Regions from separate parts of the Homo sapiens genome. Here all the other regions are linked to region 3. Evidence: chromatin contacts called from ENCODE Hi-C data. All regions are on one chromosome and are shown on one strand. Each heading gives the region's core, a stretch centred on a gene start or an enhancer-like site at or near the end of the contact. The rest is flanking DNA. Distances are from core to core; before and after follow the strand shown.

The links. A loop is a pair of places that touch in the nucleus more often than their neighbours do. Pooled maps may share reads with other maps.
Region 1: a map with no recorded cell type shows a loop between it and region 3 (4-fold over the local background). The contact joins two enhancer-like sites. A Hi-C loop is called at or near these places in 1 of 168 maps with a recorded cell type or tissue (PC-3), 2 of 37 single-sample maps with no recorded cell type and 2 of 50 pooled maps.
Region 2: a loop to region 3 is called in a map with no recorded cell type, with 4 times the contacts of the local background. The contact joins two enhancer-like sites. A Hi-C loop is called at or near these places in 15 of 37 single-sample maps with no recorded cell type and 11 of 50 pooled maps.

What each region holds. Positions count from the first base shown.
Region 1 is chr2:138,522,473-138,525,339 of GRCh38, reverse strand. All of the region lies in intron 1 of SPOPL (speckle type BTB/POZ protein like), which reads right to left. Among named protein-coding and RNA genes, the nearest start is that of SPOPL, 22 kb to the right of the region's middle. RefSeq lists enhancers at 1,071-1,160, 1,171-1,220. Within about 2 kb of position 1,544, at least 2 of the 41 ENCODE cell types and tissues checked have a DNase peak (open chromatin) inside an H3K27ac peak, as active enhancers do.
Region 2 is chr2:138,707,553-138,710,736 of GRCh38, reverse strand. All of the region lies in intron 1 of NXPH2 (neurexophilin 2), which reads left to right. Among named protein-coding and RNA genes, the nearest start is that of NXPH2, 71 kb to the left of the region's middle. Within about 2 kb of position 1,564, at least 2 of the 41 ENCODE cell types and tissues checked have a DNase peak (open chromatin) inside an H3K27ac peak, as active enhancers do.
Region 3 is chr2:137,946,524-137,949,327 of GRCh38, reverse strand. No RefSeq gene overlaps it. Among named protein-coding and RNA genes, the nearest start is that of HNMT, 17 kb to the left of the region's middle. Within about 2 kb of position 1,412, at least 2 of the 41 ENCODE cell types and tissues checked have a DNase peak (open chromatin) inside an H3K27ac peak, as active enhancers do.

The DNA.
Region 1 (2,867 bases), core at 295-2,794, 580 kb before region 3:
GTTGTGGGAGGAACCCGATGGGAGACGAGTCATGGGGGCGGGTCTTTCCCATGCTGTTCTCATGATAGTGAATGAGTCTCATGAGATCTGATGGTTTTAAAAACGGGACTTTCCCTGCACAAGCTCTCTTCTCTTGTCTGCCACCATGTGAGACATGCCTTTTGCCTTCTGCCATGATTGTGAGGCTTCCCCAGCCACGTGGAACTGTAAGTCCAATTAAACCTTTCTTTTGCAAATTGCCTGGTCTCAGGTATGTCTTTATCAGCAGCATGAAAACGGATTAATATAGTAAACTGGTACCAGTAGAGTGGGGCACTGCTGAAAAGATACCCAAAAATGTGGAAGTGGCTTTGGAACTGGGTAACAGGCAGAGACTGGAACGGTCTGGAGGGCTCAGAAGGAGGCAGGAAAATGTGGGAATTTGGAACTGGGTAACAGGCAGAGACTGGAACAGTCTGGAGGGCTCAGAAGGAGACAGGAAGATAGGGAGTTTGGAATTCCCTAGAGACATGTTGAATGGCTTTGACCAAAATGCTAATAATGATATGGACAATGAAATCCAGGCTGAGGTGGTCTCAGATGGAGATGAGGAATGTGTTAGGAACTACAGCAAAGGTGGGTCTTGTTACGTTTTAGCAAAGATACTGGTGGCATTCTGCCCCTCCCTAGAGATTTGTGGAACTTGGAAGTTGAGAGAGATGACTTAGGGTATCTGGTGGAAAAAATTTCTAAGCAGCAAACCATTGAAGAGGTGACCTGGGTGCTGTTAAAGGCATTCAGTTTTATAAGGGAAAGAGTATAAATGTTTGGAAAATTTGCAGCCTGACAATGTGATAGGAAAGAAAATCCCATTTTCTGAGGAGAAGTTCAAGTCAGCTGCAGAAATTTGCATAAGTAATGAGGAGTCAAATGTTAATTCCAAGACAATGTGGAAAATGTCTCCAGGGCATGTCAGAGACCTTTGCAGCAGCCCCTCCCATCTCAGGCCTGGAGGTTCAGAAGGAAAAAATGGTTTCATGGGCTGGGCCCAGGGTCCCTCTGCCCTATGCAGTCTAGGGACTTGGTGCTCTGGGTCCCAGCCGCTCCAGCTGTGACTAAACGGGGTCAAGGTACAGCTCAGGCTGTGGCCTCAGAGGGTGGAAGCCTCAAGTCTTGGCAGCTTCCATGTGGTGTTGAGCCTGCAGGTGCACAGAAGTCAAGAATTGAAGTTTGGGAACCTCTGCTTAGATTTCAGAAGATGTATAGAAACACCTGAATGCCCAGGCAAAAGTTTGCTGCAGGGGTGGGGCTCTCATGGAGAACCTCTGCTAGGGCAGTGAGGAAGGAAAATGTGGGGTCAGAGCCCTCCCCCAACAGAATCCTACTGGGTCACCTCTCAGTGGAGCTGTGAGAAGAGGGCCACCATCCTCCAGACCCCAGAATGGTAGATCCACTGACAGTTTGTACCGTGCGCCTGGAAAACCCGCAGACACTCAACAACAGCCTGTGAAAGCAGTCAGGAGGGAGGCTGTACCCTGCAAAACCACAGGGGCAGAACTGCTTGAGACCAAAGGATGTTGCATCAGCATGGCCTGGATTCAAGACATGGAGTCAAAGGAGATCATTTTGAAGCTTTAAGATTTGACTGCCCTGCTGGATTTTGAATTTGCATGGGGGCCTGGAGCCCCTTTGTTTTGGCCAATTTCTCCCATTTGGAACAGCTATATTTACCCAATGCCTGTACCCCCACTGTATCTAGGAGGTAACTAACTTGCTTTTGATTTTACAGGCTCACAGGTGGAAGGGACTTGTCTCAGATAAGACTTTGGACTGTGGACTTTTGAGTTGAGACTTTGGGGGTTAACTACTCAAAACCAGTTGGAAAGGCATGATTGGTTTTGAAATGTGAAGATACGAGATTTGAGAGGGGCCAGGGGCAGAATGATATGGTTTGGCTCTGTGTCCTCACACAAATCTCATCTTATAGCTCCCATAATTCCCATGTGTTGTGGCAGGGACCTGGTGGGAGATGACTAAATCATGGGGGTGGGTGTTTTTCGTGATGTTCTTGTGACAGTAAGTCTCATGAGATCTCATGGTTTTAAAAACGGGAATTTCCCTGCACAAGCTCTCTTCTCTTGTCTGCTGTCATGTGAGATGTGCCTTCTGCCACGATTGTGAGGCTTCCCCAGCCACGTGGAACTGTAAGTCCAACTAAACCTTTCTTTTGTAAACTGCCCGGTCTCAGGTATGTCTTTATAGGCAGTGTGAAAACGGACTAATATACACCCTCATTAGTCTACTTCATTTATTGTCTTTTACTATAGAGTTTATGTGCATGGCTGTGGTATTACCTAAGTATAATATCATCTCTAGTTTATTAATTTCTGTAAGGCAAAGCCTAGCACAACACTCAGTGTTGGTTTAAAAATAAAATGAAAAAGGAAGGGGGCTAGTTACGTGTTTTGAGAGAATTAATGGAATAGCTAATTTTGACCTACACGTGAAAACAGAAAGTCCATCTTGTAGTTTTAATTACTCAAAACCAGTTTACTTAAAGTTGACTAAAATGTGTACTAAATGGATAGGCTCGTCTCTGAAATAGAAACAGCTGTGTCTTTCAGAAGACTGATTAGACTAAGTGGCAGAGCTGGACACCACTGCTATAGAAAAGAATGTGCAGGGGCAAGAAGAGGGGGTGGTTAAAGATGCAGTAATGGCAACAGCTGAACCTTCAAGAAAAAAAAATTGGCTAAGGACAGGAAAAAATATTCCTTCTTCTTAGTTATATATATTTCTATTTAAAGGGGAAGCCAACAGAGCTGGGGGAAAGGAAGGGAGGGATGTGTACACTGAAGTAACTGGCGTTGGTAATATATTTACACAGG
Region 2 (3,184 bases), core at 315-2,814, 760 kb before region 3:
CAGAAGTCTTAGTGAGGGAAACTAATGGAGAACTGTAGGCCTGAGAGTGGTAAATTATAATAGCTTATAGTAAAATTTATCTCATAGAGTCTAGGGTGGAGGAAGGATGCCAGCTAATCAATAGGCCAGGTAACTTCAAGATAACCTTCATTTGAACTAACTACTCTGCTTGGGTTTAAGAGAAGCTGCAAACTGGAACCCTTGTGTGTTGTTGGTGGGAATGTAAAATAGTGGAGTTGCTGAAAAAAAGTTTGGCGGTTTCTCTAAGAGCTAAACATAGAATTACCATATAACTCAGCAATTCCTCTCCTGGATATATACCCAAAATAATTGAAAACAGGGACTCAAGCAAATACTTTTATACCAATCTTCATTACAGCATTATTCACAATTGCCAAAGGTGGGAACAACCCAAGTATTCATCAAGAGGTGATGAATAAACAAAACGTGGTACATACATACAATTAAATGTTATTTAGCCGTAAAAAGGAATGGAGTTCTGATATATTTACGGCATGGACAAACCTGAAAACATTATGCTAAGTGATACAAGTGAGACACAAAAGGACAAATATTGTATGACTCCACTAACATGAAATATTAAATAATAAGTAAATTCATAGAGACAGGAAGTAAGTCACCAGGGGCTGGGAGGAATGGGAGTTATTGCTTGATGTTTAACAGAGTTCCTTTTTGAAGTGATGGAATAGTTTGAGAAATAGACAGTTGTGATGGTTGCACAATATTGTGAATACAAGTAATGCCACTGAATTGTACACATAAAAGAGGTTAAAATTAGGAAGCAACCAAAATATCCTTCAGTAGGTGAATGGATAAATAAATTGTGGTAAATCCAGGCAATGGAATGTTATTCCACAGGTGAAAGAAATGATTAAACCATGAAAAGACATGGAGAAACTTTAAATGTACAATACTAAGTGAAATACTAAGACACTGATCTGAAAATAGTACTTACTGATTCCAATTAGATGATATTCTGGGCAAGGTAAAACTAGGGAGACAGTAAAAGAATTAGGGGTTGGGGAGAGGACGGGATGAATAGGCAAAGCACAGAGGATTTTTAGGGCAGTGAAACTATTTAGTATGCTCCTATAATGGTGGGTACATGTCATTATACATTTGTCAAAACCCATAGGATTCAGCAAGAGTGAACCCTAACATAAACATGGACTTGAGGTGGTAGTTATGTGTCAATGTAGGATTGATTGTAACAAATGCACCACACTGGTGGGGGGAAAGGTGGTAATGGGGCAGCTGTGGGTAGGGAGGGGGGCAGGGGTATATGGGAAATCTCTGTACTTGGCTGCTAATTTTGCTGTGAACTCAAAACTGCTCTAAAAAATAAAGTCTGTTAATAATGGTTAAGATGACAAATTTTGTTATCTCTATTTCACCAAAATAAAATAAAATTATAAAAAGAGAAACTGTGAAGGCTGCTGTAGGATTTAGGATGGGAGAGAAAGTGCAGTGTGAGCCTCCCCTGGGCAGCTGCCCCTGTTTCCCTGAGAGGATAGAAGGGGCTGTTGTACCGTCTCGAGTGGAGCCAGCACCCCAGCATCCCCCAGCGACTCTCAGAGTCAGCCTTGTGGGACCTAAATAGCTTCCTCGTTGATTGGAATTAGCTCCATTGCCAGTCCCTGCTGCTAGAATACATGTGTGGACCAGGGGAGTATTTGAAGTGCTGGTTTCTGAAGCTTTTTGTTTGGTAGAATGCCAAAGAACACAGCTTTTGCTGTCATAATTGGTCTAAATTTAAATGCTCACTTGTTTTTGTTTCAGACTGGTTTGTGTGTGCATGGACACAGCTTAAGTTTGTGGGTATAGAGTATATTTTGTCAACATGGAGAGAGTGAATCAGAGCTTTTGTTGTCTAAATCAGCCCTTGTTTTCAGTCCCGATGTCCCTATGCTTTGATAAATGTCCTCCAGCCTGTGAGTCAAGGAGAGGTTGGAATCCAACTACTTAATTGGAGGTTTTCCAGTTCACAGTAGTTAACTTTTCTGCAACTTGTCTCCTTAATTTAGAACAACATTCAAAGAATAATAAGCACTATACCTCACATTAGCTTGGCCTATTTCTAGACTGCTATATAGAGTATTCAGAACTAAAAGACATTTGTTGTCTTTCAGGAGTTTTCAGTATGATTGTAGAGGAAAAAGAAAACTCTGGAAATGTATTAGCAATGTTCACTCAAATTGCTAAATGAGCTGGTTTAATAGTTTTCAGTGAATGCAGCATTAATTTGCATATTAAATCACATTACATCTTCTTCCATTAATGAAATTATTTTTAGATTTAGGCAATCAATACAGTCCTTTGCAATATTAAAATCCTGATGTACAAAATAGTGCCAGCTCAATTGTATGTTCAGATACTTTCTAAAACATCTTAATTCATTGATACTCATTCTTCTCTCAAGTTCAAGTTCATGGCCGGGGAGATAGTTGTGAAGTGGGCAGCGTGTGTGACGGCTGAGGAAAGTAGCAGCTGTCTTGTTGTTATTGTTGTTTTTCCAGATCGGCTTTCCTGTTGTCCCATGCCAGAAAAACAATGAAATTCTGTGATTTAAACACATTTATTAAATGCCCTGTGTAGTAGGGTAAGTGCAGTTATGGACAAGACAAGCACAGTGCCACACATGAGGCTCTATAAGAGGAGACAGCCCTGGCATCTTGGGACAGTCAGATTTGTGACTGCCATCACAAATTATTTCAGTAAGAGAGAAATGGAGGGAGTATCTGTAGTAATCAGCTTGACTGTCCAGGGAGTCTTCTGACAAGGTCAGATTTTAAAAGGGCAGACACAAGTCTTACTTATTAAATTAGCTAATGACATGAGGCTTAGAGAGAGAGGGACCTATTGGCTGACAGGATTCAAAAGGATCTCAGGCTAGAATGATGGGCCAAATCCACAGAGAAGAAAGTTACAAGGGATAATTTTAAGACCTGGCACTTGGATACAAAAAGAACACCACCACCAGAGGATAAAGGATATATGGTTAGCAAGTATGGAAAAGTTTTAGTTGAAAATAAACTAAAGTTGTGAGTCATCAATATGGCAAAAGCTTTCCAAATGTGCATAAGCTTCCCAGAATGCTTATGCAACCCTAGACTGTATTAATAGACTGTGGTATTTAGTGAGAGGAAAGTGATAGCATAAAGCA
Region 3 (2,804 bases), core at 163-2,662:
TAGACATGGGGTCTCTCAATGTTGCCCAGGCTAGTCTTGAACTCGTCGCCTCCCACCATACTTCCACCTCAGCCTCCCACAGCTCTGGGATTACAGGCATGAGCTACTGTACCTGGCTGAAATTTTATAATGTGTAATCTTTAAACCTCAAGGGCCTATAGGCTTTGTCATAAAAAAAAAAATCAAAAGAAAATTTTAACAGTGGCCACGATGGTTGCAGTCAGGCACATGGGTAATAAAACCTAGGCCTATAAACTAAATTTGACCTCTTACCTGCGTAACTGCAGTTTGTTAAGTATTTCACCGACAGGTACAGGTTATAAACGTGTATCAGAGGTAGAACAAAGACAAGATGGAATCACTCACCCTGTACCAGATCCTCAGATGCCTAACCTTAGTCCCTACCCGCTCAACTGCATGTACACTTTATGCATATATATCACCTATGGATAGTGTCACTGAGCACCAGTCAGAATCATAGGAATGTAACTGCTGCTTCATGGCCCTGCTTCTCCCACCTTCTGTACCACATGCATCCTTCTATTAGGAAATTATATACTGTGCCTCATGGAACCTACTTTGGAGACTCATTCTCAGTCTGCACTGAGTCTGTGTTTCCAGGCTTAAGACCCCAAACTTGGCTCAAAATAAACCTAACCATAATTTCTCTAAGTTTTAGTGCCTGTTATTTCACTTTTCAGTTGATAGCTTTAAATGACTTATTGGTGTTAAAAAATATAAGGGCTAAAACCCTTATATTTTCATTTCTATAAATTTGTATATTTATAATTATATACAAATATCAATTATATGCCATTTCAATGATTGGTATTTTAAATACATATTTTGATAGATTTGAATAATATTTACATATTTTATTATTTTTTGTGTAGTGATTATTTTACTACAAATTTGTAAATTTATAATTTCTACAAATTTTACTAGTTACTTTCAATGTACAACACTATGTGATTCTATGTTTATGTAAAGGTGGATTGGTCTAGGCAGTATGAGTTTTGGTTATGAGCCTGAAGAGCTTGAAAACTACTTGACTACAAAGCAATTGTTAACAACTTCACAGCAACTTTACAAGAACAAAGTAGTTGCTAAGAAGCCATTGCAAGTATTTGAGAAAATTCATGTGATAAAAACAATGTGTTAGTAAGAAGCAGATTAATTGGATTAAAAAATAAGTGATTAGAAAGGTAAATAATACATGAACTTGAGAAACTGAAAGAATGGCATTGCCCATAGAAAAGTAGGATCCAGCTGGAGATGTTCATGAAATTTTAGAACATGAAAAACTTTTCCAATATGGCCAGGATGAAAAGAGGAAGGAGTACAGAATATTCTTGTCCTGTAACTTGTATCCACTTTTAACGACCACTGCCACCTGGTGGCTTGTGACCCTGTTTCCACTGAAGGAAGAAACCCTGTTTATTCTTGATTTTGCATACCTAAGCAGGGATAAAACAGGATAAAAAGAACACTGGCCTGGAACACCAGGGATCTAAGTTCCTGGAGCACAGGGGTTAAAGACCATAGTATGTCTTGTTCGTTGAGATCGTTTAACTACAAATACCTATACTTCAACGATTTCTTATGAAATTTGCAGCCAAATCTGGAATCCAGAAAGAATTCTGACATGAATTAAAATCTTCAAATCCCATCATGTATGTTGAATTACTCCTTTTTTTTTTTTTTCAACAAGCCTCATGTCTCCCATCCTGTTAGACCTTGGTAATGTAAGCCCATATCTCTCTCCTGAGTTACTGAGTAATAGAAGACATGGCAAGCACAATAGCTAAGGAAAGAGGAAGTGATAGGTGGACAGTCACAGTGAGAAACCCAGGAAAAATGAGCAGCCTGCAATATTTCAAGGAATAAGTTTACAGTTGTATTTTTCTGAAGCAACATTGTGAGATGAGTACCTAGCTGCTACTGATTTTGATTCTGAGAACGAAACTTCCTCTCACGACCAACATTCCCACACCTATAACTTTGTATCATTTGCCAAGAACAACCTATTTTATGACTTCTTGATGCTTTTCTGCATGCGTTCTGCTGCTTGGAAATTCTACCCTGTACACATTTATTTCAGAAACCCCTAGTTCAAAGGTTACCCCTGCTATAAAGCCTTCCAACACTCTCTCCAAGCAGAGGCAACATTTCTTCCCTCTGTTCCACAATTGATTGCATTTTGTTTTCACCTTACTGTATTCTTACTAAATCCTCATTATACTCCTGTCTAAACAACATGTACTCTCTTAGTCTGTTTGGGCCCCTGTAATAAAATACTATAAACTAGGTATCTTATAAACAATAGAAATTTATTTCTTATAGTTCTAAAGGCTGGGGAGTCCAAGATCCAGATATTGGCAGGTTCCGTGTCTGGTGATGGTTTGCTTTTTCATAGACGGAGGCTTTTAAATATGTCTTTGCATGGTGGAAGGGGCAAGGAAGGTCTCTTTTACAAGAACAGTAATCTCATTCATGAGGTTCCTCCCATGTGATCTAATCATCTCCTAAGGGCCACCACCTCCTAATATTATCACCTTGGGGCTAAGGTTTCAACATGTGAATTTTGGAGTGACACAAACATTTGAATCATAGCATGTACAACATCTGCTTAAATGTGTATCAGTATTACTGCACTTAAGCCTTTTTGGCATCAAACACTGTGTCTTTTAAATCTGTATTCCAGATATTATTTTGGTTGATGGCTACTAGAACAAACAGTGCCTCTGTCTCACCCTCCAGGATGACAATTCTGGGGAGAAATTGAATAACCCTGTGACAGACAT